2 separate regions of the Homo sapiens genome follow, and region 2 is linked to region 1. Evidence: chromatin loops called from intact Hi-C (ENCODE). Cell type or tissue: psoas muscle. All regions are shown on one strand. Links, peaks and the distances in the headings refer to the core of each region. The heading gives the core; the rest is flanking DNA.

The links. Peaks named below come from ENCODE experiments on the same cell type or tissue, not always from the same donor. Only the 100,000 strongest peaks of a DNase experiment are listed, where the experiment ranks them.
Region 2: a loop joins it to region 1, with 6 times the contacts of the local background. A loop is called at or near these places in 17 of 110 quality-filtered maps.

Annotation. Positions count from the first base shown.
Region 1 is chrX:119,676,968-119,691,953 of GRCh38, reverse strand. The region is part of intron 1 of SEPTIN6 (septin 6); the gene reads left to right. Among named protein-coding and RNA genes, the nearest start is that of SEPTIN6, 8.7 kb to the left of the region's middle. RefSeq lists enhancers at 5,704-5,753, 5,784-5,833, 6,104-6,333, 13,791-14,291 and a silencer at 13,733-13,852. In psoas muscle, for the core only: no CTCF peak of the experiment used is centred there; DNase peaks (open chromatin) are centred at 5,773 and 6,280; H3K27ac peaks cover 1,406 bases.
Region 2 is chrX:119,721,578-119,736,563 of GRCh38, reverse strand. No RefSeq gene overlaps it. Among named protein-coding and RNA genes, the nearest start is that of SOWAHD, 30 kb to the left of the region's middle. In psoas muscle, for the core only: a CTCF peak has its summit at 6,439 (motif pointing right); no DNase peak of the experiment used is centred there; H3K27me3 peaks cover 317 bases.

The DNA.
Region 1 (14,986 bases), core at 2,814-10,813:
TCCATGGGTATCTGGGACTTTAATAAGCCCACCAGCACCCCGAGGTGAGGAAGGAGTGGGAGACAGAGGTAGGTCAAATCCCATGACACCACATACTACTTGACGAAAATCTCTGAACCACATAAAAATGTTTTTCAACCTTGTAGCTTACTTATTTAGGAAAATAGTTCATGCAATGCAACTACAGTACAAAAAAAAAGCCTCTAGGTATTTGGTGTAATTGAAATTGATTTTACAAAATCTGAAGCCAGAATCTGATAATATTTTCTCTACAGAATATGTATTAATGTCTCTTTTGTCCCTGTTTGGAAGGGCAGGATCATTTCTTCGGAACCTCCTCCACCCCCTGCACACCCTAGCACAGAGCACTTTATGCAGTCATGTTGTGGAAGGACCAGGAGTAGACAGGGGACATTCTCTGTGATGATGCAATTTGAGAGAATTTTCTTCCCCCAAGATTGGCACTCTCGTTGTTTATTGCTTTAGTGTTTTGAGGGCTCCCTCTTTTCTGCTGTGGCTTTTCTGCTCCTGGTTACCTGCATTTCAGAGATGGTATAGCTGAAGTAGAGGAATTAATCTCTGGGATTACACTAGCTCCATCCAAAAATGACGCTAATGATTTTTCATGTCAGCTAATGAATTTGCATCGACCTGTCCTCCATACTCTCACCAGTTTCTCTTGCCTGGATTAGGATTGCAGGGCAGATGTTGCAATGGGGAACATTCCAGAAGGTTGTGTGTGTTTCACCTCAGGCACAACTCAGGCAACCTAGAGATGCCCTTTGTTCTGCAGATGGGGGTGAGGGGGTGCTTTAGGGCCACTTGGTTTGCTTTGCATGGCTCCAGTTTGCTCTGGCTGGCCTTGCCATACTGTATGATGAAGAACATAATTGTACGCCAGATTCTGAAGCTGAAAGAGCAGCCTAAGCACTCGAGACCTTGTTATCGTGATAAATGGGTTTCTGGGAAAACTGACGTCACTCTCCATGCCCCCCTCCCCCAGCCAGTGAAGCTCCTGTTTATGTGTCATTTGTCTCTCTGTTCTCCTTTGTGTCTGCAATAAGTTGTAATTCACCAGGGAAGACGGAGTTAACTCAGGAGACCTTGGACATCTGGTTGCTGCTTGTTTCCTCCAAGGAACATGTATTCAGGGTTTGGGAACAGAAGACTAGAGAATAAACCTAAGTGTGGCTAGCTTAGGAATTCTTTTTTTTTTTTTTTTTTTTTTTTGAGACGGAGTCTTGCTCTGTTGCCCAGGCTGGAGTGCAAGTGGCATGATCTCGGCTCACTGCAACCTCAGCCTCCCAGGTTCAAGCGATTCTCCTGCCTCAGCCTCCCGAGTAGCTGGGATTACAGGCACCCGCCACCACACCTGGCTAGTTTTGATATTTTTAGTAGAGGGGGGTTTTCACCATGTTGGCCAGGCTGGTCTCGAACTCCTGACCTTGTGATCCACCCGCCTCAGCCTCCCAAAGTGTTGGGATTACAGGCATGAGCCACTGCTCCCGGCCAGGAATTCTTTTTAATGAGCTCTGAGACGTGGTACCATGCGAGTAAGTGCCCTAGTGTGTGTGTGTGTGTGTGTGTGTGTGTGTGTGTGTGTGTATGTGTATGTATGTGGGGGGTGTGTTCTTTCTAGAATCAGTTGAGAGTCACTGTGGGTAAACATCCTTAGTGACTAAAACAAGCCTTCAAGTTGTTGGGTAGGGCTTACATTGCACGCAGCCAACTTGGAAGTTCAATTCTGGTGCACATAATACAAGTCCGTCCCATTTGAATGAACACCACAAACGGTTTGGTGTGACAACACCATTTCTCCACTGTGTCCATATTTACTTGATTGACTGATATGTGGCCAGCACTATGGTTAGCCCTTGTCAACTGGACAAAAAAAGGTAGCAGGCTTTAAAAAACGTTCGTGATCGGACTGGGCTTGGTGGCTCATGCCTGTAATCCCAGCACTTTGGGAGGCTGAGGTGGGCAGATCATGAGGTCAGGAGTTCGAGACCAGCCTGGCCAACATGGTGAAACCCCGTATCTACTAAAAATACAAAAATTAGCCAGGCGTGGTGGTGCGTGCCTGTAATCACAGCTACTCAGGAGGCTGAGGCAGAAGAATCGCTTGAACCCTGGAGGCAGAGGTTGCAGTGAGCCAAGATTGCACCACTGCACTCCAGCCTGGGCAACAGAGCGAGACTCCATCTCAAAAAAGAAAAAAAAGAGGCCGAGGTGGGTGGATCACAAAGTCAGGAGATCGAGACCAGCCTGGCTAACATGGTTAAATCTCATCTCTACTAAAAATACAAAAAATTAGCCAGGCGTGGTGGCGGGCACCTGTAGTCCCAGCTACTGTGGAGGCTGAGGGTGTGAACCTGGGAGGCGGCACTTGCAGTGAGCCGAGATCGTGCCACTACACTCCAGCCTGGGCGACAGAGTGGGAATCCGTCTCAAAAAACAAAACAAAAAAAAGTTCGTGGCTTTTAAGCTTATAGTCTAGTTGGAATGACAAATTGTGGACACTGTGAAATAATTAAAGAACTATAGAAGATCCTTGTGATGCCCCACCTCACCCCCTGACTATGAGGTGGCTTGGGCTGCTATTAATATATATTTCGAGAGGTTCCATGACTTGTCCAAGGTAACCAAGGCACAGGGCAAGCCCCAAAAGCTGCATGTGCTGGCTCTTTTAATGAGCTGTTCCTTTCAATGTTGCATTCTGGGATCCAGACCGTAAATGCCGGCCCATACCAAGAGCATCTGGATGATTCTGGCTTGAACTAGTCCCACAATGTGAACAATGAAGCTTTCTCTAGTGGCAATCTAGGTAGTGGTCATTCTCCCAAGTGAACTTTCAGGGGCTAACTTTGCCCTACAAAGTTAGCTGGGGTTGGTCTGGGTCAACTGTCTCAGAGCAACTGTCTTCAGGTGGGGAAAAGATTGCTGCTGCACTCTGGTTTTGCTATCATCACGTGGCAGTTACCCTTTGATTCCCTTTGAGGTCTCTGCTTCAGGCGTTCCTACCACCACCCACTAAAGGTAGTATCGTACCTCAAACATAGAAAACAAAACCCTATTACCTAGCTCTATTGGTGATACAACACGGAAGAAAGTTTACATGGCCCTAAATATTTAAAAATGTTGATTCTAAATTTGAGGGGTTTTTGGACAGTCATTACATTATTTTCTAACTTCTCTGTGTGTTTGGGATGTTTCTTTTCTTCTTTTCCTTTTTTTTTTTTTTTTCCCCGAGATGGAGTCTTGTTCTGTCGCCCAGGCTGGAATGCAGTGGCGCGATCTCAGCTCACTGCAACCTCCGCCTCCTGGGTTCAAGAAATTATCCTGCCTCAGCCTCCCGAGTAGCTGGGATTACAGGTGTGCACCACCGTGCCCAGCTAATTTTTGTATTTTTAGTAGAAACAGGGTTTCACCATGTTGGCCAGGCTGGTCTCGAACTCCTGACCTCGTGATCTGCCCACCTTGGCCTCTCAAAGTCCTGGGATTACAGGTGTGAGCCACAGCGCCCGGCCTGGGATTTTTCAAAATAAAAAGCGGGCAGAATGACAATGTCCCCCAAATGCACATGGTCCCTTCTTTCAAGGAACTGGTGGAGGCAGACACAAATCACTATCTAATTATCTTTGTGATAAGTGCTACACAGGAGAGTGACTGCCTGCCATGAGATTTCATTACTAAGGGAACCTAACTCAGCAATGAATGGAGGCAGAGGGTGACAGGAAGGGCTTCCTGAGGGCTTCAAATAGGAAATGGGTAGGTGTGAAGGTGGGTGAGATCTCACATCTGCTACTGGGTTGGGAACATTTCATTTGCCAATTCACCCACTTTTATTTTCATTCATTCCTTCAGCACATATTCACTGGGCACTGATCGGCCAGGCCCCGTGCCAGGTGCTGAGGATATAGTGGTGGCCAAGGCACGCAGGAACTCTGCCCTCTCACAGCTTCCAGATGAAAGGCAGGAATAAGCCCTGTTTCCTTTTTACATCCTAAATCCTGGAAATGTGAGTGTTAGCGGTGTTCTTAATACAAAACTACATTATAGCAGAGTGATTTGTCTGTATCATCTAATGAGATTTTGATCTGCAGTCATGTGCATAGCATTTACTTTGTGGAGTCTCTGCTGTAAATTTTCTATTAATTGCTGGCTTTGTTACCAAGCATGGCCACTGCCTTTGTGTGCTATAAGGGAGCAAACCTATTGCATTAGCCTGAGCAAAGCCAATTAGGAAGATAAGTCCTCTGGAAAAAGGTATTCCCAAACTAAGTAGGGCTGATTTCTGGACTTGCCTGGGTTTTTGGATGATCAGAGCCATGGTTTAATATTAGCATGAACAATTGAGAAGGGCTTTTAGTTGCATGTACATTAAAACTACATTCAAGACAGATGAGGCCAGGTGCGGTGGCTCACGTCTGTAATCCCAGCACTTTGGGAGGCCGAGGCGGGCAGATCATGAGGTTAGGAGATCCAGACCATTCTGGCTAACACGGTGAAACCCCATCTCTACTAAAAATTAAAAAATTAGCCGGGCGTGGTGGCGGGTGCCTGTAGTCCCAGCTACTCTGGAGGCTGAAACAGGAGAATGGCGTGAACCCGGGAGGCGGAGCTTGCAGTGAGCCGAGATTGTGCCACTGCACTCCATCCTGGGCGACAGAGTGAGACTCCGTCTCAAAAAAGAAAAAAAAAAAAAGACAGATGAAAGAAAGAAAGAAGGAAAGAAGGAAAAAGAAGGAAAGAAGGAAAGCCATGGATATATATAACATGTTTCTTTCAACGATCTCGAAATGCTTCCATCTGTATGATTTCATTTTCCCCAATGGCTTCCTGGACAAGTATTACTGTTCCCTTTATTTAATGGGTGTAGGGAGACCAAGTTACTTAGTCCGAAGTGCTATTGCTGGTCAGTGGGTGATACGATTAAACACCCACCAGATGACACAGATTCCTTGTTTAAAAACACTTGTCTTTTCATGATGTTTCTAAGACATCAAAATCCTGCCATGACCTCTCTTCCCCCTCTTTTCACTACACTCCCTCAGCACTCCCATAGGGCCCAGGGAAGAGTATACTAGGGTGATTCGGAGACTCTCTGATATTAAAAAGATTCTCAGCTTAAATCCAATATAGCACAGTCACGGGTTGTGTGGGTTTTCTTTTTTATTTTTTCTTCTCCATATTGCTTTAAATAAAAATCTTGGAGCCACCAGCCATGTAATGATGGATTATTTTAAGTAACAACTGGAGTGGGGGGCGCAGAATAAATTAGAAACACAGACCCTTCCTCCTCAGTTTGGCAGGAGGAGGCTTCTGCTGCTGGGATTTGAAACCGTGGGTTTCTCTGCCGCCTGCACAGAGGAAGGAGGCCACATGCTCAGGAGGGTGAGAAATAATGTTATCCTCTTCTTCAGTGTCTTCTCATTAGAGGCAGCCATCTGCTGAATTATGCAGCGCGCTCTCAGCCGGCCCTTCCACTCACTTAAAGGTGACCAGGGAAAAGATCTGCAGGCCTTCTCAGCGAGAGGCCTCAGGGCTCAGGTTTCCCCTGCCATGGCCCTCTCTGACCCGGAATGAAGGCCCTGGGGTAACGGGGCAGAACTCTGTTTTCCTGGCCCTGATGAGGTGTGAGGTCGTGTTCGGTTTCCTTTCACATTGGAGGCCCCCAGCTCTGAACACTGGCGCTGAGGCAGGAACTGGGTTTTTTTCAGATCCCCATTAAACAAGACCAGATGGAGGCAGAGGCAAATTCAGGCTCCCCAGAGGGCAGTTGGGCATTCACCCAGAGGCCTGTGGGTAAACCTTTTCTTTTTTAGCAGATTGGAGGTAACAATAGCCAGAACACCTAGAAAACTCTCTTTCAATTGTCTGGCTTCCAGGGAATCTGGCTGGCTTTTGTGGGAAAGTTTCACTCACCCTGAGCAAGGGTCACCCCTGGCCTGAGGTGGGGATATTTGACCTAGACTTAGGCTTGTGTTAGTCTTGGGGTTCTTCAGCAGAACTGGGCAGCTGGCCAGGCTGAGACTTAGGCCGCAGTCAAAAGAGAGGGAAACAGGAGGAAAAAGTGGGGAAGTGAGTAGAGAGCAGGAACACACAATGAGTGCCTTCCACCGCATTGACTGCTTCAGTTGCCTTCTGTGGGCCAGAACCACCTTGGGGAGCTCACGGGTTTCCAGATTCGGTTCCTTGACCCTTCTGCCCCTGACCAGCATCAAGCCAGAAGCTCAATGTCCCGGAATTTTACCAGTCTAAAGAAACACATGTGCCACTTGAGTCAGCTTTTCCATTTGAGAGTGGCCGTTGGCTCGACAGGGGCCTGGATCCTAGCACTATTCTCTGTCACTAAATCAGTCTGTGACGTGAGCCAAGTCACTTCCTCTCTGTGAGTCTCTGTTTCCCCTTTTGTGAAACGAAAGGGCTGGATTAGGTGATCTTTAAGGGCGTTTCCAGCTCTAACATTGTATGGTGCTTATGTTTCCTTTTTCTCCAGCCTCATTTCTTTTAGGTCCTTGCCTGCGTCTGCTTCCGAATGAGGTGGCAGAATTGAACCCCACCCCTTCCCTGCTTTGACCCCTTGAGCTGGGTGGGGAGAGAGTCGTAGGGAAGGTCGATCTATGCTTTTAGCTCAGCAGGCTCTCGGTAAGTGGAACAGAAACAACCCTTCAGATATTGCCTGTCCATGTAGGTGTAGATAGCTATTGTCTTCCTATAAAGGTACATGACAGCTGAATGTTTGTCTATTGAATCCTGCTTTCAATGCAGTAGAAGAGCCGGCTACTTAATGGAATCCTGCTGTGAATCCTTTTATAGAATGAAAAGCCACTCTGGAATTTATCTTGTGTATTAAAATCAGTTTCATCTATTGGATTTGCCAAAAATGGGCCTCCTCCTCTGTCTGGTAAGGATAGTCTGTCTTGTGCTTCTTCAGCACAACTGCTCCCCAACTGAAGGGCATTTCTGAGGCCCCTTGGGGGTGCTGCCAGCTTTTGCAGGCCTTATTTCTCCTTAGAACAGCCCCCACATTTCTCTTTCCCAGGATAGGGCATTGCTACTACTCAGTTTCCTCTTAGCCTGGCTTAATTAGCATGAGGGACATTCTGATATTTGATGTGTTGGATGCATTTGAGAATTGTTTTTAAAACCTGTGGGAACTTGGCTGTGTGCGGGGGCTCACACCTGTAATCCCAGCACTTTAGGAGACTGAGGCGGGCGGATCACCTGAGGTTAGGAGTTCGAGACCAGCCTGGCCAATATGGCAAAACCCCGTCTCTTCTAAAAATACAAACATTAGCTGGATGTGGTGGTGGGCGCCTGTAATCCCAGCTACTCGGGAGGCTGAGGTAGGAGAATCACTTGAACCCTGGAGACGGAGGTTGCAATGAGCTGAGATCGTGCCACCGCACTCCAGCCTGAGAGAGACAGAGTGAGACTCCATCTCAGAAAAAAAAAAAAAAAAAAAAAACCTCTGGGAACTTATCAGTGCTTTTGTGGTTCTTATGACATAATACAGCGGCATCCTTGGCAGCATTGGAGGCAGCAGAGGAAGCTATCAGCTACCTGATTGTTTCATCAAGACTTTTTGCTACATGTTTCAGGATATATGATTTGACTTCTGGTTCACATGAATCATTATAATAAGAAATTATACTGTATGACAATAAGTTATATATATAATATGTAATAATAAGTTATAATAAGGGGGCTGGGCACAGTGGCTCACGCCTATATTCCCAGAACTTTGGGAGGCCGAGGCGAGTGGATCACCTGAAGTCAGGAGTTCTAGACCAGCCTGGCCAACATGGTGAAACCCCATCTCTACTAAACTAAAAATACAAAAATTAGCTGGGTGTGGTGGTACACACCTGTAATCCCAGCTACTCAGGAAGCTGAGGCAGGAGAATCGCTTGAAACCAGGAGGGAGAGGTTGCAGTGAGCTGAGATCGCGCCACTGCACTCCAGCCTGGTTGACAGAGTGAGACACTGTCTCAAAAAAAAAAAAAAAAAGAAGTTATAATAAGGAGACTAATAGGGTTTTATTGTATTTCTGGTAAAATAAATGTTTTATATACAATAAAACTGCCTGAAAGCTAAATGCTCTGATGACCCAAATTGTCAGGCACCTTTTTGGTTGTAGTTCAATATTTTTCTAAAATACCTGAGGCCACTTTCCTACCCAGGAAAGTATCATCATAGAATCTTTTTTAAAAAAGTAACATTTTCCCTGTTTATAAAAGTAAAATATGCCTATTGTAGAACATTTGGAAAACCCAGAAAAGCAACATCACCTACAACCTCTCTACCCAAAAGAAATCACTGACATTATTTTGGCATGTGTTCTTCTAATCTTTTAAAAAATGTGTATTTTCCCCCATCATTGGGATGACCCTGTGTATACAGGTTGGTTTTCCTGTTGTTGTTTGCCTTTGGTGAGCATTTCCTTTTGTCATTAAATATTCTTAGAAAACATTTTTCTCAGCTGCTTAATATTCCATCATGTATCACTGAACCGATGATTCATAGTCTTGGAGATTTGCACGGTCTTTCAGACATCAGTGTTCAGGGCTGAGAGTGGAAATGGAGAAAAGGGAGGTGTGAGAGCTTGGGCCCACCAGTAGGTGACTGAAGAGAGTCCGGTTTCAGTGTTTCTTTTCTTTCCTAGCATTTTTGTTGTTGTTGTTTGTTTGTTTGTTTTGAGACAGAGTCTCCCTCTGTTGCCCAGACTGGAGTGCAGTTGTGCGATCTCAGCTCATTGCAACCTCCGCCTCCTGCGTTCAAGCGATTCTCCTGCCTCAGCCTCCCAACTGGCTGGGACTACAGGCATGAGCCACCAAGCCTGGCTAATTTTTGTATTTTCAGTAGAGACGGGTTTTCCCAGTGTTGGCCAGGCTGGTTTCGAATTCCTGGCCCCAAGTAATCTGCCCGCCTTGGCCTCCCAAAGTGCTGGGATTACAGGCATGAGCCACCGTACCTGGCCGCTTTCCTAGTATTTGGATGGGAATGGCCAGAGGAGAAAGTTTAGGGACAGCCTAGTCATCAGCAATGAGTTTCAAACTTTTTGCTTTTATTCTTTAGAATGACAGCTACTAATTTAGCCACCCTGGTTTGAAACAGAGGCGGGAAATTCTCCATTGACACAGATGCACCCTCAGTTCCCAGAGGCCTCAAATACGGCTTGCTTACTATCACAGAGGTTGGAAGAGGGGCCAAGGGGAGTGGGGGACAGAGGTGGCCTACTCGGGTGCTTAAGGGACTCTTTATTTTCAGTAACAGCAATGAGAGAAAGATGCGCAGCTGGAACCACCATAACTTGTTCTTGATAATATGAACCTTACGAATATTCAATTAAAAAACGAAATTGGTGTGTCCTCAGGAGAGGAGGCAGAAGAGAAAGAGAGCAGTGTTTCTGCCTGTGATATGAAATGTGGTATAACGTATTTAAAAACCACAGGTGACTGCAGATGAGGAGAAAACAGGAAATGTAATTGGGGAGGGGAGTGGGGCGCTCTCCCAGTTCTCAGGAGCACTCTTTCATTTTGCCTTCCTTTTAGCTCCTCTCAGACTCTCTGCATCCTAATTACCCCTGCTGCAAAGCTGAGTGAGAACTCTTCTTTCTTATATTAAAAATGTTTTAAAATTACATGGGTAACATGCGAATACATTCGTGCTATAAAAGAGTCAAACAATAGGGAAGCATACCGACTACTCCCTTGACTGAGCCCCTATTTCCATCCCCCTCCCCTGAGGTAGCTACGATTGTGGGTTTGGTGGCTGTATTTTCAGTCTTCTTTCTATGCATCCACATACATTTACGTGCAAATACACATCTACAGGGCTTCTGGGGCATATATGGGCTCATATTGTGCTTATAGTTTACAACTTCTATTTTCTTTTTTTTTTCTTTCTTTTTTTTGAGACAGGGTCTCACTGTTGCCCAGGCTGGAGTGCAGTGGCACAATCTTGGCCCACTACATCCTCGACCTACCGGGCTCAAGCAATCCTCCCACATCAGCCTCCTGGGTAGCTGGGACTACAGGTGTGTGCTAACACACTTGGCTAATTTTTGTATTTTTTGTAGAGACGGGATTCTGCTGTGTTGCCCAGGTTGGTCTCAAACTCCTGGGCTCAAGCGAGCCACCTGCCTCGACCTCCCAAAATGCTGGGATTACAGTCATGTAATAACTTCCATTTTCTTCTATTTTATTACAGTCGCCCTATAACTTCTGTTTTCTGTTTTATAATATGTCTTGGAGATACTCACATCAGTACATACAGAACTACCCACATGCTTCTTAATGGATGTAGAATATTCCAGAATATGCGTGTACCATAATTTGGTTAAATATTTTCCTATTGTTGGACATTTAGGTTGGGTTTTTTTTTTCAGCATTATAAACTGTGCTGTAATAAATTTCCTTGTAATAGATCTTTGTACAGATTCTGAGAGGAGGTTGCAGGGTTATGAGAGAAGTGCAATTTAAAATGGTGACTTTGGCCATTCCAGCATCTCAGTTCAGGCCTTCAGTATGGTAATATGGCACCACCTGCTACTAAAGATGAAAACTTGAGATTTACTGTCAGACATGCTGGGCCAAGTTGCCGGTTCCATCTCCTCTCGTGCACATTGTAGTCAAGGAACATTCAATTAACTGCAATCAAAGTAATCAGGCCCTCAATTAATCAGGCCACCTTAAGGAGAAAGAGGAAAGAGATAAGATATCAGAGATTTAGTGAGAGAGGAGGGGAGAAACTTCCAGGGGCTGTGCTGGGGTCAGTGTACATTCAGTTCAATGTTGTGTCCTTCTGTCCTTCCTACCTTTGCGTATTTAACTCTGAACAATGCGGACTGATACTCATAATGATGACCTTGACATCTTATAAGATTCATCAAAGCAAGGGTGCATAGTGTTTGCCAGACAGGATTTCCTAAAGTAGGAACTATACAAATACATTTTTTTTTTTTTTTTGAGACAGAGTCTTACTCTGTCGCCCAGCCTGGAGTGCAGTGGCGTGATCTCGGCTCAATGCAACCTCTGCCTCCCGGGTTCAGGTGATTCTCCTAACTCAGCCTCCCGAGTGGCTGGGACTACAGGCATCTGCCACCGCGCCCAGCCAATTTTTGTATTTTTAGTAGAGACGGGGTTTCACCATGTTGGCAAGGCTGGTCTTAAACTCCTGACCTCATGATCCACCCGCCTCGGCCTCCCAAAGTGCTGGGATTACAGGCGTGAGCCATCGTGCCTGGCCACAAATACATTTTTGAAGCTTTCTTAGCTACAGGGATTGAGACAAAAAGTTTGCTGCTTAAATCCCAGTTAGCAAGAAAAACACATTGACCAGGTTCTATGTCCCTTCTTTCCCAAACTCCTCAGTTAATTTAGGTGTATTGGACACTGGGTAACAGATACAAAAGAAATAAGGATTCTAAAAGTCACCAGTGGCTGGGCATGGTGGCTCACTCCTGTAATCCCAGCACTTTGGGAGGCCGAGGTGGCCGGATCATTTGAGGTCAGGAGTTCAAGACCAGCCTGGCCAACAAGGTGAAACCCCGTCTCTACTAAAAATACAAAAATTACCTGGGCGTGGTGGTGCACACCTGTAGTCCCAGCTACTCCGGAGGCTGAGGCAGGAGAATCGCTTGAACCCATGGGCCGAGATTGTGCCACTGCACTCCAGCCTGGACAACAAGAGAGAAACTCCATCTCTAATAAATAAATAAATAAATAAATAAATAAATAAATAAATAAATAAAATTAAGAGTGTTTATCTCTGGAGAGTGATATTATGGTTGATTTTGATTTTCTTCTTTATTATTATCTGTATGTTCTAAAATTTCTACAGTGAACATTGATTACTTCCACAAAATAAAAAATCTGATAAATGTAATTTTTTTAGTAACAGCTAATTTAAAATCAGTCTCCTCATCGTCCCCATTAAACAGGCATCTTTTCCTGGCTTTCCTATGTGTCTCCATGGTGCTGTCAATCCAAGCTCCCGGGCTTAGACCCTTGCGATTGTTCTCTCTGCCCAATCACTCCTTGAGGCTCATCCCTTCTTTTTTAATTAATTAATGTATTTATTTTTGAGACGGAGTCTCTCTCTGTCCCCCAGGCTGGCTGGAGTGCAGTGGCGCAATCTCGGCTCACTGCAAACTCCGCCTCCTGGGTTCAAGTGATTCTCCTGCCTCTCAGCCTCCTGAGTGGCTGGGATTACAGGCTCCCGCCACCACGCCCGGCTAATTTTTGTATTTTTAGTAGAGATGGGGTTTCACCATGTTGGCCAGGCTGGTTTTGAACTCCTGACCTCGTGATCCGCCTGCCTCAGCCTCCCAAAGTGCTGGGATTACAGGCGTGAGCCACTGCTCCCGGCAGAGGCTCATCCCTTCTTAAGACATCTCTCAAATTTGTTCCTTCTCTTTGAGTCCCAAGTCAGGTCAGTTCACACCAACCAGCATTTATTGTCACAGTGCCTGGATGTCACTCTGCTGGCTCAACATTATTGGAGTCATCTCCTCCTATGTCTTCCTGCTCCTAGTCTCTCTGTCCATCCAATCAAGCAAACACCCTGCAGCTGGAGTGATCTTTTAAAAACACTCCCTGTATCATGGCCCTCCCTGCTCAAATCACTCAAAATCCCCCAAATCCCATTGCTTAGGAAATGAAGTCCATACTTCTGCTTCTTAGGGCTTAAAAAATTATTTCTTTTGGGCCAGGCATGGTGGCTCATGCCTGTAATCCCAGCACTTTGGGAGGCCAAGGTGGGTGGATCACCTGAGGTCAGTAGTTCAAGACCAGCCTGGCCAACATGGCAAAACCCCATCTCTACTAAAATATACAAAAAATTAGCCGGGTGCGGTGGTGGGCACCCAGCTACTCGGGAGGCTGAGGCAGGAGAATCGCTTGAACCTGGGAGGCGGAAGTTGCAGTGAGCTGAGATCGCGCCACTGCACTCTAGCCTGGGAGACAGGGAGAGACTCCTTATCAAAAAAAAAGGAAAGAAAAGAAAATTTTTTCTTCTGCCGTTTAGGGCTCTTTACAGCACTGTCTTCAGTTTGAAAATTCATTTCCTCTCCTTTTGACTTTGGAGCACTTGAAGCTTCATGGTGCTGAATTTGTTGGAGGCCGGAAGAGGCAGCCAGGGGTGATAACAAATGGCTCAGGAAACCTCAACTCTGAGTCCACCTCAATTTCCGATGCCTGCTACATCGGAGGCTCCGTAAAGAAAGCATATCAGTTCTCATGTCCCTGACTCCCCTGCAGCGTTGCGGACCAAGAACTAGCAGTGGGAATCTTGCATCTTACTTTGTTTGCTTTAATAAAGAGAAGGGGAAATGAGAAGGAGAAGCAGAAAGGGGTGAACGTAGAACAAAGCCTTGAGTGATGTGAACCACTCATGAGGCTCAGCTGTCTTTATTTATTTTTTTTTTTTTGAGACGGAGTCTCGCTCTGTCGCCCAGGCTGGGTGCAGTGGCGCGATCTCGGCTCACTGCAAGCTCAGCCTCCCAGGTTCACGCCATTCTCCTGCCTCAGCCTCCTGAGTAGCTGGGACTACAGGCGCCCGCCACCACGCCCGGCTAATTTTTTGTATTTTTAGTAGAGACGGGGTTTCACCGTGTTAGCCAGGATGGTCTCCATCTCCTGACCTCGTGATCCGCCCACCTCGGCCTCCCAAAGTGCTGAGATTACAGGCATGAGCCACCGCGCCCGGCCGAGACAGTGTCTTGCTCTGTTACCCAGGCTGGAGTGCAATGGCGAGATCATGGCTCACTGCAGCCTCGACCTCCTGGGCTCAGGTGATCCTCCCACCTCAGCCTGCTGAGTAGCTGAGACCACAGGCTCACGACACCATGCCCGGCTCATTTTTGTATTTTTCTTGTTGTTGAGATGGGGTTTTGCCATTGTTGCTCAGTCTGGTCTCAAACTCCTGGGCTCAAGAGATCCGCCCACTTCGGCCTCCCCAAGTGCTGCGATTGCAGGTGCGAGCCACTGCACCCAGCCTCAGGTGTCTTCAGGGGACCCCCTGGGGCAGAGAATACACCAACTCTCACTGAATGATGGCATATGGTTGTCTGTTAAGAGTTCTCCACTGGGAGGGTGTGGGGTGAGATGTGTGAGGGTAATGAACTTGCCACATGGCATTCACCGGCACTAGCCCTGTCGCTTGCCCTCACAGGATCTAGTGACACCGATGGGAGTGAGATCTAAAGCTGTGTGAAGGGGCTATCTGGGAGCCGGTTCTGACAAAGTTGGCTGCTGAGAGGCTCCACCACCCTCACACCCCACCCCTTTCAGTGTGAAAATGTGCCCTTATTATGGACCTAGTCTAAAAGGTGGTCCAGCCCAACAGAAGAGCTGCCTGCTTAGTGCAGCCTGTGATGCTGGGCTGGGCCTCCTGGCACTAACCGTGCCCTTCTTGGACTGCTCTTGGCATCTTTCTAGTTATGGAAAGCTTGGTGCAGCCCCACCCAACAGAAACTGACTCCTTACATAGTACTCCCTTCTTGTCTAGCTCAGCTGTCTCAAGCTCCCTTCTCCCCTGTCCCCTCCCCTCCCCTGTGGCCGTTGGTTGGTATTTGGCACATTTCTTGAGTCCACGCTCCACGCAGGCCCCTTTTATGCTTCCCCCTGGCTCCTTGGAATCCTGTTCCAGTTTGAGTCTCCTCCTGTTTTGTAAAATCATTAACTATAAGCAGCTTTGGGCCTTGCAGGCGAAGCAAAGGCCCTCTGCTTTCCAGGGCTGGGAGTGGCTTGGCTGACCCTTAGGGAGTCAAGGGACCCAGAGGAAGCACGGAGGCAGCTTCTTGTAGCCATAGGGAGCCACAGTGTTCCATGCAGTACCCTTCAGGCTGGGGGTGTAAGGATAACCCCACAGTGAATAACAACAGCAGCTACTGCTGATTGAATGCTCACCACATGCTAGGCACTACGCTAAGGGCTTGAGGAGCATGATCCTGTATAATCCTCACACTCCTACTCAATAG
Region 2 (14,986 bases), core at 3,359-11,358, 44 kb before region 1:
GATTCCCCTGCCTCACTGAGCCTCCTGAGTGGCTGGGACTGCAGGACTGCGCCACCATGCTTGGCTAATTTTTTTTTTTTTTTTTTTTGTAAGTTAGTAGGGATGGGGTTTCACCATGTTGGCCAGGATGGTCTGGATCTCCTGACCTCGTGATCCGCCCATCTTAGCTGGGATTACAGGCGTGAGCCACCATGCCCGGCTGCCTTCACTATTACTAATATCATATTTTATTTCATGTAATGGTTATAATAGCCCTGCCAGGGAGAGTGAACAAAACAGGCTTTAAAGTTAGACAGACCTGGTTTGAATCTCAGCCTGAAGACTTAACTACGTGACTTATATAAGGCACTTTACTTCTTTGTACCTGAGCTTCCCCATCTATAAAGTGGAGGTCATGATAATGACACCTGCCCCCTCATCTGCCCCTGCCCAGCAGCTGCTCCTGGGATTCTAGTGTTTCTAGAGAAACTGTGGCTGCTGTCTCTCCCAGCGCTGTCGTCTTCTCTGGGCCAGAAGCACACACAGCCTGAGCTTGTTGGACCTCACGCCCCTGCTGTGCCCTCTGTGGGGCTCTCAGCTCCAAGTGGGTTCTGTCTAATAATTACATAATAAGGTGTAATCACATAATAATTACACTTTAGCTATCCTACGAATTAAGGCAGCTCTTCCAAAGACAGCACATCACACAATGCCCAGCATGTGCCAAGCTTCAGTTAATGAGAGCTGGGTTTGGTTTGTTTTGTTTTGTGATCTGACTGGGCTGTGACCTCCTTGGCTGGCTCTGGGTTCATCTGTCCCTCTCCCAGATGAGCAGTCTGCAGCCCTCCCCTTCAGCAAATGGGGCCGCGTAGCCTCCGCACTCCTCTTGGTTGCTGCCCAATGGGCTGTGACAGATGTCCTGCCAGGCAGCTGCTGGCCCTGCTCATCCTGTGGCCCTCTTTCTAGCATCTGGGCTCCTCAGCTCCTTGGGGGATGGGACTTCGGGGCTCCTGGTCTTGACTTTGGTGGCTAAACATAGAGTGCCAAGTCTATTTGTTCCCAAGTAGTTGAGATGGCACAAGCCTGGCCACCTTGCCCTGGACGCCCAGCTCCCGGTTGAGGAGAAGCCCCCTGCAGGAGTCACTATTATGCCTCCCTGGCCATTTCCAGGCCTGAAAGTGACATTTCTCTGCTCAGTTCACTGTCACTAAAGATGGGTTCATGTGCTGTTTTCTCCAGAGCCTGGTCTGCCCTCTCATCCATGCCTGTCACTCAGCCCAGCTTGTCACTTCCCTCCTTCAACAGAACCTCAAACTGCTACCATGATGCAGCCTGGGCACTCTTCCATCTGTCTGCCTTGCCTGCCCCTGCCCGGCAGCCGCTCCTAGGATTCCAGTGCTTCTCGGGAAGCTGTGGCTGCTGTCTCTCCCAGTGCCGTTGTATTCTCTGGGGCAGAAGCACACACAGCCTGAGTTTGTTGGACCTCATGCCCCTGCTGTGCCCTCTGTGGGGCTCTCGGCTCCAAGTGGGTTCACTCTATGAGCCTGGCCGGCTGCCAGCTGGCTGGCTTTGCAGCCGACTCTGGTGAGGAAGTCCTGCCAAGGGCTGGCCTGGATCACTGTTGCTAGAGGAGCAGCCACCTCCCCACCACCACCCCACATAGAAACATTGGGTTCCACATTTGTAAGCGGACATGCCCAAGAATTTGCTACCCCCACTCGTTGTGCGTCAAAAGCTGGCTAAAGGCTGGGTGAGGTGGCTCACACCTGTGATCCCAGCACTTTTGGAGGCCAAGGCAAGCAGATCACTTGAGGCCAAAAGTTCCAGCCTGGCCAACATAGTGAAACCCCGTCTCTACTAAAAATACAACAATTAGCTGGGCGTGATGCTGTGTGTCTGTAATCCCAGCTACTAGGGAGGCTGAGGAACGAGAATTGCTTGAACCCGGGAGGTGGAGGTTGCAGTGAGCTGAGGTTATGCCACTGCACTCCTGCCTGGGCTAGAGTGAGACTTCGTCTAAAAAAAAAAAAAAAAAAAAAAGCTGGCTAAAATGGGCAGCCACGAAGAGGGGTAAAGATCTTATTGTGATCGGAGTTCTAGGTCTGCTGGTCACTGGCTGTGTGACCTTGAGTGATTACTTAACCTCTCTGAACCTCCATTTTGTCATCTGAAAAATGGACATGAAAGGAATTACTTTATTACCTCATAGGCCTTTTGGAAGGATCAAATGAGAACTTGGATGTGAACACTTTTTTTTTTTGAAACGGAGTCTCGCTCTGTCACCCAGGCTAGAGTGCAGTGGCGCTATCTTGGCTCACTGCAAGCTCTGCCTCCCGGGTTCACGCCATTCTCCTGCTTCAGCCTTAACGAGTAGCTGGGACTACAGGCGCCCGCTACCACGCCCGGCTAATTGTTTTGTACTTTCAGTAGAGACGGGGTTTCACCGTGTTAGCCAGGATGGTCTGGATCTCCTGACCTCGTGATCCGCCTGTCTAGGCCTCCCAAAGTGCTGGGATTACCACTGCGCCCGGCCTTTTTTTTTTTTTTTTAAGACGTGGTCTCGCTCTGTCACCCAGGCTGGAGTGCAGTGGCACGGGTGCGATCTCGGCTTACTGCAAGATCCACCTCCCCAGTTCATGCCATTCTCCTGCCTCAGCCTCCTGAGTAGCTGGGACTACAGGCGCCCGCCACTACGCCCGGCTAATTTTTTTTGTATTTTTAGTAGAGACGGGGTTTCACCGTGTTAGCCAGGATGGTCTCGATCTCCCGACTTCGTGATCTGCCCACCTTGGCCTCCCAAAGGGCTGGGATTACAGGCGTGAGCCACTGCATCCGGCCTCTTTTTTTTTTTCTTTTTTGCGACAGAGTCTTTCTCTCACCCAGGCTGGGGTGCAATGGCAGGATCTCGGCTCACTGCAACCTCCGCCTCCCAGCTTCAAGCGATTCTCCTGCCTCAGCGTCCTGAAGAGCTGGGATTACAGGCATGCGCTGTCACGCCCAGCTAATTTTTGTATTTTTAGTAAAGACAGGGTTTCACCATATTGGCCAGACTGGCCTCGAACTCTTGACCTCAAGTGATCCACCCGCCTTGGCCTCTCAAAGTGCTGGGATTATAGGCGTGAGCCACCACACCCGGCCTCCTTTCAAGCTTCTGATGGCTGCAAGCAATCCTTCATGCTCCTTGGCTTGTAGATGCATCACTCCAATCTCTGCCTTTGTCTTTTTTTTTTTTTCGAGACAAAGTCTCACTCTGTCGCCCAGACTGGAGCGCAGTGGCGCGATCTCAGTTCACTGCAACCTTCGCCTCCAGGGTTCAAGTGATTCTCCTGTCTCAGCCCCCCGAGTAGCTGTGATTACAGGCATGTGCCACCACGTCCAGCTAATTTTTTTTTTGTTTTGTTTTTGTTTTTTGTTTTTTGTTTTTGTTTTTGTTTTTGAGATGGATTCACCCAGGCTGTAGTGTAGTGGCACGATCTTGGCTCACTGCAAGCTCCACCTCCCGGGTTCACTTCATTCTCCTGCCTCAGCCTCCTGAGTAGCGGGGACTACAGGCACCCACCACCACGCCTGGCTAAGTTTTTGTATTTTTAGTAGAGACGGGGTTTCACCATGTTGGCCCGGCTGTTTTCGAACTCCTGACCTCAGATGATCCGCCCACCTCAGTCTCCCAAAGTGGTGGGAATACAGGTGTGAGCCACGGTGCCCGGCCTCTGCCTATGTCTTTATGTCACCTCTCTGTGTCTTTTCCCTTTCTTTTCCCTTATTAGGACACCTGTCATTGGATTTAGGGCTTGCCCTAATCCAATACAATCTCGTCATAACATTTTTACCTTAATTACATCTGCAAAGACCCCTTTTCCAAATAAGGTCACATTCTGGATGGATATATGTTTTGAGAGAGGTTCCATATTCAACTCACTGCAGAAAGGTATTAAGAATTTCAACAGGGCTGGGTACGGTGGCTCACTCCTGTAATCCCAGCACTTTGGGAGGCCGAGGCAGGTGGATCACAAGGTCAAGAGTTCAAGATCAGTCTGGCCAAGATGGTGAAACCCTGTCTCTACCAAAAATACAAAAATTAGCTGGGTCTGGTGGCACATGCCTGTAATCCCAGCTACTCAGGAGGCTGAGGCGGGAGAATCGCTTGAACCTGGGAGGCGGAGGTTGCAGTGAGCTGAGATTGCTCCACTGCACTCCGGCCTGGGCGACAGAGTGAGACTCTGTCTTAAAAAAAAAAAAATTCAACAGGGTCTCAGAAGTGCATTAGACCAATTGCAGGACCCTGCTAAGAGTGGGGCCCTGTCCCACTACACAGATCACATGCCCATGAAGCTAGAGTGTACCAAGGTCATCCATGCCCTCCCTTTATGCTGTCAAATCCAGCAGTTGGGTCTGAGTCCTCACCTTACTGGACCCTCTCAGCAGCATTGGACATTGTCGATCACCCCATCCTCCTTGCAACTCCTGCTTCCCTTGGCTTCTGGGACACCCAGCTCTCCTGGTTTTCCTTTGAGCTCCCTAGCCAGTCAGTCATTCCTCAGTGCCTTCCTTCTGCTGGTCCTGCTGGCTCCATCCTCTAGAGTCTGGAGATTGGGGAGCCATGGGGCTCGGACCTCGTCCACTTGTCTCTATGTACTCGCTCCCTTGAGAATCTCATCTCATCCAGGTCTTTCAATGACCCCTCTGCACAGACGCCTGCTGCTCCGATCCTTCCTCTGAATTCCAGACACACAGATCCAGCTGCTGTCCAGCAGCCTGCTGACAGCTCCCCTTGGAGCTCTAATAAGCTTCTCAAACTTAGCCCATCCATAGTGAAGTCTTCCTAGTTGCTTGGGTGAAAATCTGCCAGCCATCTAAATGCCTCTCTTTCCTCTCACATCTCAACACAGTCTCAGCAAACACTTCCTGCCCTTCTTAGAATGAGATCCCCACTCCTTGCCATGGCTCACAAGGTCCTCCATGAAAACATGACTGAGTCTTCTGCAATCTCACCTCCTCCCTCTCCTACCAACTTCATCCCCACCCCGACCTGCACTGAGGATGCTCCAGTCCTCCACCACCCCGCCTCTGGCTCCTTGATCACACCGAACACTCTCCCACCTCAGGGCCTTTGCACCTGTAGTTCCCTCTGCCTCGTGTGATCTTTCCCAGTTCACTCATGAAGCAGGCTCCCCCACTTCATTCAGTCCTGCTCCAATGTCACCTGCTCAGGGAAGGCCTCCCTGACCACCCTGTTGAAAATAACACCCTCTGGTCCCTCTCTGTTCCCATCCCCTGCTTTGTTTTTATCCAGAGGCATCTCGTACTTGCATTTGCTTCAAATCTACCTCCCTAGAAAGTAAGCTCCATAATTTTAGGGACTTGGTGTTTTTCACTACCGTCATTGTCACCACCCAGCACAGTATGTGACACATATGTGTTGAATCAGAGAATGAATGAATCTAAGCATGTTGCTCTCCTCGCTTAAAATCCCGAGATGCTCCATCACATCTCCGTGCTTTTGCCCATGCTGTTCCCTCTGCTCAGAATGTCCTTCCCCTTCCTAGCCTGCCTGGAAAACTTTTAGTCATCCCTCAAGACCAGAGCCCACTGTCGCCACCTTTGTGAAGCCCCTAGTTGCTGTAAGAGACACCTATATTTAGGCCGGGCACGGTGGCTCATGTCTGTAATCCCAGCACTTTGGGAGGCTGAGGTGGGCGGATCACCTGAGGTCGGGAGTTTGAGACCAGCCTGACGAACATGGAAAAACCCCGTCTCTACTAAAAGTACAAAATTAGCTGGGCATGGTGGCGCATGCCTGTAATCCCAGCTACTCAGGAGGCTGAGGCAGGAGAATCGCTTGAACCCAGGAGGTGGAGGTTGCAGTGAGCCAAGATCGCACCATTGCACTCCAGCCTGGGCAACAAGAGCAAAACTCCATCTCAAAAAAAAAAAAAAAAAAAAAAAAGAAAGAAAGAATAAAAAAGAGAGACACCTATATTTTCTCCTCTATATTAAAACAAAACAAAACAAAACAAAATTCAACTCCAATCATGTTTCCCTTGCCTCTCCCAGGCAACACCTCAACACCTTTTCTGGAGGGAAATTACTGTACCAGAAAAGATAGTTAATTTTAAAAAAAAGTTTTTTTTGAGACAGAGTCTCGCTGTGTTGCTAGGCTGGAGTGCAGTGGTGCAATCTCAGCTCACTGCACCCTCCACCTCCCGGGTTCAAGCAATTCTCCTGCCTCAGCCTCTCAAGTAGCTGGGACTACAGGTGCGTGCCACCACGCCCAGCTAATTTTTGTATTTTTATTAGAGACAGGGTTTCACTGTGTTGGCCAGGCTGGTCTCGAACTCCTGATCTCATGATCCGCCTGCCTCGGCCTCCCAAAGTACTGGGATTACAGGCGTGTGTCGCAGCACCGGGCCTTTTATTTATTTGTTTATTTTTTCAAATAACGGGGAACCTGGAGGCAGAAACTTGGTGAGTCACAAGGGGGCAGCAAAGTGTTCCCACTCGGAGGAAGGCTACAAAGCCTTTCATCATCAGCTAGCAGCAACAATCGGTTTAAACCATGTAGCAATAAAGGATTAGCCACTGGATTTAGTAACAACTGGTCATCACCCACTCCAGTGTCAGTATTTGAAAAAGAAATAGGATTGTAAAATCTCAGCTCAGCCATTTCGTATACGCCCTTGGGCCAATCGCAATCTATTTGACCCTGGTTTCCTCATCTGTAAACTAGGGATACCTGCTTCCGAATGTCACTTCCTCATATGGTTGTCTTGATAATTAACTAGGATGATGAAGGTAATAGATGAGCTGCCTGGAGTGTAGTAAGTGTTCATATGTAAAATACTATTATTACCATATAAAGAACCAAGGGAACTGAGTGTTGCTGAATACCTAGTACGGGCAAAGGCACTTTGAATCCTTAATCAAGTGATGAATGATGAGAAGTTAAATGAGAGGTTGAATGACAAAGTGAGAGGTTAAGTGACATGCCCAAGGCCACATAGCTAGCAACAACAATAGCGGTTCACACCTAGCAGGTACTTACTATGTGCCATGCCAGGCAACCACAGTTCTAAGTACTTTGCATCTTTGCATGAGCAATTTTTTTTTTTTTTTGAGACAGGGTCTCACTCTGTCTCCCAGGCTGGCGTGCAGGGGTGCGATCTCAGATCACTGCAACCTCTGCCTCTTGGACTCAAGTAATCCACCCACCTCAGCCTCCCGAGTAGCTGGGACCACAGACACTTGCCACTATGCCTGGCTCATTTTTTAGTATTTTTTGTAGAGACGGCGTTTCGCCATGTTGCCCAGGCTGGGAGCTATCTCCCTTCTTACAATGATCCCGAGAAAAGAATTTTTATCTGAGGAATGCAGGTCAGGCCGGGAGAGACATTAAAATGAGACTGAAATCAGGCCCTACTCCCCACTTTGAACTGTGTATTCATCTCTTGAAATTGCTTGCTATTGCCATAAATAGCTATAAATTAACCCAATAATGCCACACCAGACACTACAACCCACAGTCTGTAGCTTAACAATGTTATTTCTGTAAATCAATGAGAATTCCTGACAAACAACTTTGCATCAGTCCACTCCTTGTCCCCTACTTTTGCCTTCAAAACTCCACCTGTAACTGCTAGTAATTGAAGTGTACATTCAGGGAAACTTGACTTTCTGCTCTCAGGTTGCAATCTTCAAGCTTGGCCCACATAAACTCTCTACTTACATTAATTTTGCCCAAGCTGCTTCTTTTTAGGTCGACAATCCTATGGAGTATGTACCCTTATTATGCCCATTTGAAAGAAGACTGAGGCACAAATAACTGGGCTAAAGTCACGCTGTGGAGTGTGGAGCTGGGCTAAGAGCGGAGGCAGTCTGGCTCCTGAGCCAGGGCTCTCGCTGCCCTGCCACCTGGCGGAGATGAGATCAAGCTGAGGAAAGCTTGTCATGGTCAAGATGAGGAAAAACTCAAGCCCTTTCCACCACCCTAGGCTGCTTTGAAACTAGCTTGCCTCAAAGCCTGCTCCAGACTATTGAAAAACAAAACCAACACTCCCCCACCTCAACCCCATTATGCCCCTCTTCAGCCACTGGTTTCTCCCTCTTCCCCATCATAACTGCACTTTCTTCGTGGCTCACTGCAATCTCCGCCTCCTGGGTTTAAGCGATTCTCGTGTCTCAGCCTCCCAAGTAGCTGGGATTACAGGCGAGTGCCACCACGCCCAGCTAATTTTTGTATTTTTAGTAGAGATGGATTTTTGCCATGTTGGCCAGGCTGGTCTCGAACTCCTGACCTCAGGTGATCTGCTCTCCTCGGCTTCCCAAAGTGCTGGGATTACAGATGTGGGCCACTGTGCCGGGCCAAGAATAAGAAATTGATTGTAAGGCCAGGCACGGTGGCTCACGCCTGTAATCCCAGCACTTTGGGAGGCTGAGGTGGGCGGATCACGAGGTCAGGAGTTCGCGATCAGCCTGGCCAATGTGGTGAAACCTCGTCTCTACTAAAAATACAAAAATTAGCTGGGTGTTGTGGCGTGCACCTGTAGTCCCAGCTTAGTTGGGAGACTGAGGCAGGAGAATTGCTTGAACCCGGGAGGCGGAGGTTGCAGTGAGCCAAGATCGCGCCACTGCACTCCAGCCTGGGCAACAGAGCAAGACTCTGTTTCAAAAAAAAAAAAAGGCCAGGCGCGGTGGCTCATGCTTGTAATCCCAGCACTTTGGGAGGCTGAGGCGGGCAGATCACGAGGTCAGGAGATCGAGACCACGGTGAAACCCCGTCTCTACTAAAAATACAAAAAAAAAAAAAAAAATTAGCTGGGCGCGGTGGTGGGCGCCTGTAGTCCCAGCTACTGGGAATGGCGTGAACCCGGGAGGCGGAGCTTGCAGTGAGCCGAGATTGCGCCACTGCACTGCAGCCTGGGTGACAGAGCGAGACTCCGTCTTAAAAAAAAAAAAAAAAGAATTGATCGTAAGTTAACTGAAAGTTATAAGCTAAAGAAAAAATGTGTCTGAAGTTAGCCTTGTCAGGTGTAAGTCTGAATCCCCACGTCCTACCCCTGCCCAGCAGTGGAACAAGGAGAGGCAGGGCCCCTACCCGGGCTCCTGCAACTAGAGGAGCTTAGCAGGATGAGTCAAGGAGCAAGTCCAAACTGAAATTCATTAGAGAGAAGCTGCAAATTAAGCCTCAAGGAGACCAAGGGCAAATGCTAAAACAAAGAGTCAGACACCAGACCACAAACGGATGCAAAGCTAGGCTATGAAGCTGAGAGTTTATTGTCAGCCAGAGACACAGTCAGGCGAATGTAAGTCATACACAAGCAAGGAAGATCCAGGGCAATGCGATCAAACAATCTTAGGGCAGGTTCTTGGTGCTTTAGGTGTGTTGGGGTGTTTTAAAGTCTGCATTCAGGGCAGGCAGGTTAGCACTGCAGTGGAGATGATACATCAGGCTATCATTGCTTGCTGTCTTTCGACATTAGAGCCATCCAGCTAGGCACTTTGCTCTGGTTCTGTGGTCACTAAGCAACTTCTTGATTAAAATGTGGCCTCCCACGTAGGTGTGCTTTACTGAGAGATAATGGGCTGGCTAGCCAGCATGAGTAGTCCTTCTCTCCTGGCCTTTATTTCTCACTGTAATGTTTTCTCAAAATGAAATATACTTGATTACATTCTCTTATTACAAAAGTAATATATGCTAATTATAGAAAATATAGACAGGCAAAAAGGGAGCATAAAGATCATCCATAATCCTCCAATCCAGAACAACTACTGTTAAGAGCTTCATATTAGTTGTTTTTTTTTGTTTGTTTTTGTTTTGTTTTGTTTTGTTTTGAGACAGGATCTTGCTGTCACCCAGGCTGGCATGCTGTGGTGTGATCTCAGGTAACTGCAACCTCTGCTTCCCGGGTTCAAGTGATTCTCCTGCCTCAGCCTCCAGAGTAGCTGGGACTACAGGCACGTACCACCATGCTTGGCTAGTTTCTTTTGTATTTTTAGTAGACACGAAGTCTCACCATGTTGGCCAGGCTGGTCTTCAACTCCTGGCCTCAAGTGATCCGCCTGACTCGGCCTCTCAAAGTGCTGGGATTACAGGGGTGAGCCACTGCTCCTGGCCAGATGCTTTTTTTTTTTTTTTTTGAGACAAGTCTCGCTCTGTTGCCCAGGCTGGAGTGCAGTGGCGCAATCTCAGCTCACTGCAACCTCCGCCTCCCGGGTTCAAGCAATTCTCCTGCCTCAGCACCCCCTAGTAGCTGGGATTACAGGCATGTGTCACCACACCTGGCTATTTTTTGTATTTTTAGTAGAGATGGGGTTTCACCATGTTGGCCAGGCTGGTCTCGAACTCCTGACCTCAGATGATCCACCTGCCTTGGCCTCCCAAAGTGCTGGGATTACAGGTGTGAGCCACCGTGCCTGGCTGATCCTTCTTATATGTATATTTACCTACAGCACATATACGTATGGTCATATACACATATTTACTATTGGTATTCTATCTTTTCCTTTTTTTGATTTAAAACTTCTTCAATTATGCAATGATACCTGAGTACATTTTCTTTCTTTCTTTCTTTTTTTTTTTTTTTGAGACGGAGTTTTGCTCTTGTTGCCCAGGCTGGAGTGCAATGGCGCGATCTCGGCTCACCACAACCCCCGCCTCCTGGGTTCAAGGGATTCTCCTGCCTCAGCCTCCTGAGTAGCTAGGATTACAGGCATGCTCCACCACACCGGGCTAATTTTTTGTATTTTTAGTAGAGACAGGGTTTCTCCATGTTGGTCAGGCTGGTCTCGAACTTCTGACCTCAGGTGATCTGCCTGCCTCAGCCTCCCAAACTGCTGGGATTCCAGGCGTGAGCCGCTGCGCCCAGCTTATGAGTACATCTTCATAAAATACTTTAAAAAATATTTTAATTAAGAGGGGGGTGGGTCTTGCTATTGTTGCCCAGACTGGTTTCGAACTCCTGGGCTCAAGCAATCCTCCCACCATAGCTTCCCAAGCAGCTGGGATTACAGGTGTGTATCACCATGGCCTCGCAAAATTTTAAGATGATATAGAATCATGTAGAGTAAAATATTAAGGACCTCCAAAACAACTCATAGTAAATAGCTTTGTATTTATCCTTGCAGTTTTTTTATGCATTTATATATCAATATTACATACTATTAAAATAGAAGACCTAGTATCTTACTATCATACTTTAAAAAAATTTTTTTTTTTTTTTTTGAGATGGAGTCTTGCTCTGTTGCCAGGCTGGAGTGTAGTGGTGCGATCTTGGCTCACTGCAACCTCCCCCTCCTGGGTTCAAGCGAGTCTCCTGCCTCAGCCTCCTGAGTAACTGGGATTACAGGCACCCACCATCACACCTGGCTAATTTTTGTATTTTTATTAGAGACAGGGTTTCACCATGTTGGCCAGCTCTGGTTTCGAACTCTTGACCTCAGGTGATCTGCCCGCCTTGGCCTCTGAAAATGCTGGGATTACTGGCGTGAGACACTGCGCCTGGCCCCATCATACTTTTTAGTAACTGCCTATTTTTACTAAAGATTCTATCATGAACATCTAATCACATCAATAAATACAATTTACATTATCATTTTTAAAGGCCACACAGTATTCTATTGTATGAATGCACCACGATTTATTTATTTATTTATTTATTTATTGAGATGCAGTCTCGCGCTGTCACCAGGCTGGAGTGCAGTGGTGTGATCTCGGCTCACTGCAACAACCTCCGCCTCCAAGGTTCAAGGGATTCTCCTGCCTTAGCCTCCCGAGCAGCTGGGACTACAGGTGCATGCCACCACGTCTGGCTCATTTTTTGTATTTTTAGTAGAGACAGGGTTTCACCATGTTGGCCAGGATGGTCTTGAACTCCAGACCTCATGATCCGCCTGCCTCGGCCTCCCAAAGTGCTGGGATTACAGGCGTGAGCCACCACGCCCTACCCTGATTTATTTAATTAATGAAATAATTTGGAAATTTGTCCCCACCCAAATCTTATGTTGAATTTTAATCCCCAATGTTGGAGGTGGGGCCTGGTGGGGTATTTGGGTTATGGGGTGGATCCCTTCATGGCTTGGTGCTGTCCTCGTGATAGTGAGTTCTCACAAGATCTGGTTGTTGTAAAGTGTGGCACCTTCCCCTGCCCTTTCTATTTCCTCACTCCTGCTCCCGCCATGTGAGACACCTGCTCCCACTTTGCCTTTTTCCACGAGTTAAAATGCTCCCTAAAGCTTTCCCAAAGCCTAGCAGATGCCAGTGCCACACTTCCTGTACAGCCTGCAGAATTGTGAGCCAATAAGACCTCTTTTTTTTTATATAAATTACCCAGTTCCAGGTATTTCTTTATAGCAACACAAGAATGGCCTAATACAACTAATATCCTAATTTTTTATTTTTTATTTTTATTTTTTGAGACAAGGTCTTTTTCTGCCACTCAGGCTGGAGTGCAGTGGCACTCACTGCAGCCTTGAACTCCTGGGCTCAAGAGATCCTCCTGCTTCAGCCTCCTGAGGAGCTACAACTACAGGCACATGCCACCATGCCCAGCTAATTTTTTTTTTTTTTTGACACAGTGTTTTGATCTGTCTCCTAGGCTGAAGTGCAGTGGCCTCATCTCGGCTCACTGCAACCTCTGCCTCTCGAATTCAAGTGATTCTCCTGCCTCAGCCTCCTGAGTAGCTGGGATTACAGACACCCACCAGCATGTCCGGCTAATTTTTGTAGTTTTAGTAGAGACAGGGTTTCACCATGTTGGCCAGGCTGGTCTCGAACTTCTGACTTTAGATGATCCACTCTCCTTGGCCTCCCAAAGTGCTGGGATTACAGTCCTGAGCCACCGAGCTCAGCCCCAGCTAATTAAAAAAAAAATGTGTAGGCCAGGCACAGCGGCTCATACCTGTAATCCCAGCACTTTGGAAGGCTGAGGCATGAGGATCACTTGAGCTTAAGAGAGTTTGAGACCAGCCTGGGCAACATAGTAGGCCTCATCTCCACAAAAATAAATAAATAAATAAATAAGTAAATAAAAATAAATTCTTTTGGCCAGGCACAGTGGCTCACGCCTGTAATCTCAGCACTTTGGAAGGCCGAGGCAGGCAGATCACAAGGTCAGGAGTTCGAGAGCAGCCTGACCACTGTGGTGAAACCTCTTCTCTACTAAAAATATAAAACTTACCCGGGCGTAGTGGCACATGCCTGTAGTCCCAGCTACTCTGGAGGCTGAGGCAACAGAATCGCTTGAACTTGGGAGGCAGAGGTTGCAGTGAGCCAAGATTGCACCACTGCACTCCAGCCTGGGAGGAGACAGAGGAGACTCCATCTCAAAAAAAAAATTATTTTGTAGAGATGGAGTCTCGCTGTGTTGGCCAGGCTGGTCTCAAACTCCTGGCCTCATGGGATTCTCCTACCTCAGTCTCCCAAACTGCTGGGATTACAAGTGTGAGCCACTATGCCATGCCATATCCTATTGTTGAAGATTTAGGTTGTTTCCAACTTTCTCTTATTACAAATGGTGCTTCACTAAACATCTTCCTGTGTATATCATTATGCACGAGTGATCGTTTTCTTGGAACAAAGTCTCATAGGTGGAATTGCAGGGTCAAACAATGTGAACATATGAAGGTCCAATTGGCCTACACACCCACCACCCGGCGTATGGGAGTGCTCATTTTCTTCAACGCTTGCCCAGGCTAAGTATTTTCAATCTTTTTAATCTTTGCCAATCTATGAGCACAATAGGATAGATCATTGTTGCTTTAATTAGCATTTAAAATCGTCCCTGAGGTTAATTCATTTCTTTAACAAATATAATTCAGGATCTGCTATGTGCCAAATGGTGTCTTAGGCATCAGAGATACAACGTTCAACAAAATGGCCACAGATATTGTTCTTATGGGGCTTATGACCTAAGGAGAGACACAGACAATAATCAAACGATACAATAAATAAAGGTGAAACTGCAACTGTGATAAGGGCCGTGAAGGAAAAGTAGAAAGAGCTCCGAGAGCATAAAATAGGGGCCGTCGGGTGTGGTGGCTCACGCCTGTAATCCCAGCACTTTGGGAGGCTGAGGCAGGTGGATCACCTGAGGTCAGGAGTTCAAGACCAACCTGGCCAACATGATGAAACCCCATCTCTACTAAAAATACAAAAATTAGCCGGGTGTGATGGTGGGCGCTTGTAATCCCAGCTACTTGGGAGGCTAAGGGAGGAGAATCGCTTGAACTCAGGAAGCAGAGATTGCAGTGAGCTGAGATTGCGTCACTGCACTCCGGCCTGGGCAACACAGTGAGAGTCTGTATCAAAAAAAAAAAAAAAAAAAAAAGTAGGGGAACTGGAGCCATCAGGGAAGGCTTCCAGGAAGAAATGATGATTGAGGTGATGACTGAGAGAAGAGTTGGAGTCAACAGGTGAAGCAGAGATGGAAGCATTCCATAGCGAGGACAGCATGTGCAAAGATCCTGTGGTAGGTGAGGCATTTGAAAGCAGTGCAGTGTACTTAGAGTACAGAGAGTAAGGGAGAGGTAAGAGAGGTAGGCAGGGGCCAGGACATACAGGGACAGTTAAGTGGGTCAAGAATTTTGGTCTTTATTCTAGGTGCAAAGGGAAATCATTGAAGAGTTTAAAGCACAGGAAGGACATGATCAGACTTACAGTGTGGGAAGACCATTGTGGCTTCAGTGTAGAGAATAGATTGGCAGGGAACATGAGTCGATGCAGGTAGATCATCCAAAAGGGCAGTAGTTGACATGAGTGATGACAATGGCTTGGATTAGTGCAATAGTTGTGGAGATGGAGAGCAGTGCATGGATACAGACTCTGGTAGTGTCAGGACAGCCACTATGTGCTATGGTTTTTATGGTTTGTTTGTCCCCACCAAAACTCACATTGAAATTTGATTCCCAAAGTGGTGGTGTTGGGAGGTGGGGCCTCGTGGGAGGTGTTTTGAGTCATGGGGGCGGATTGCTCATGAATGGCTTGGTGCCGTTTTCGGGATAGTGAGTTCTCACT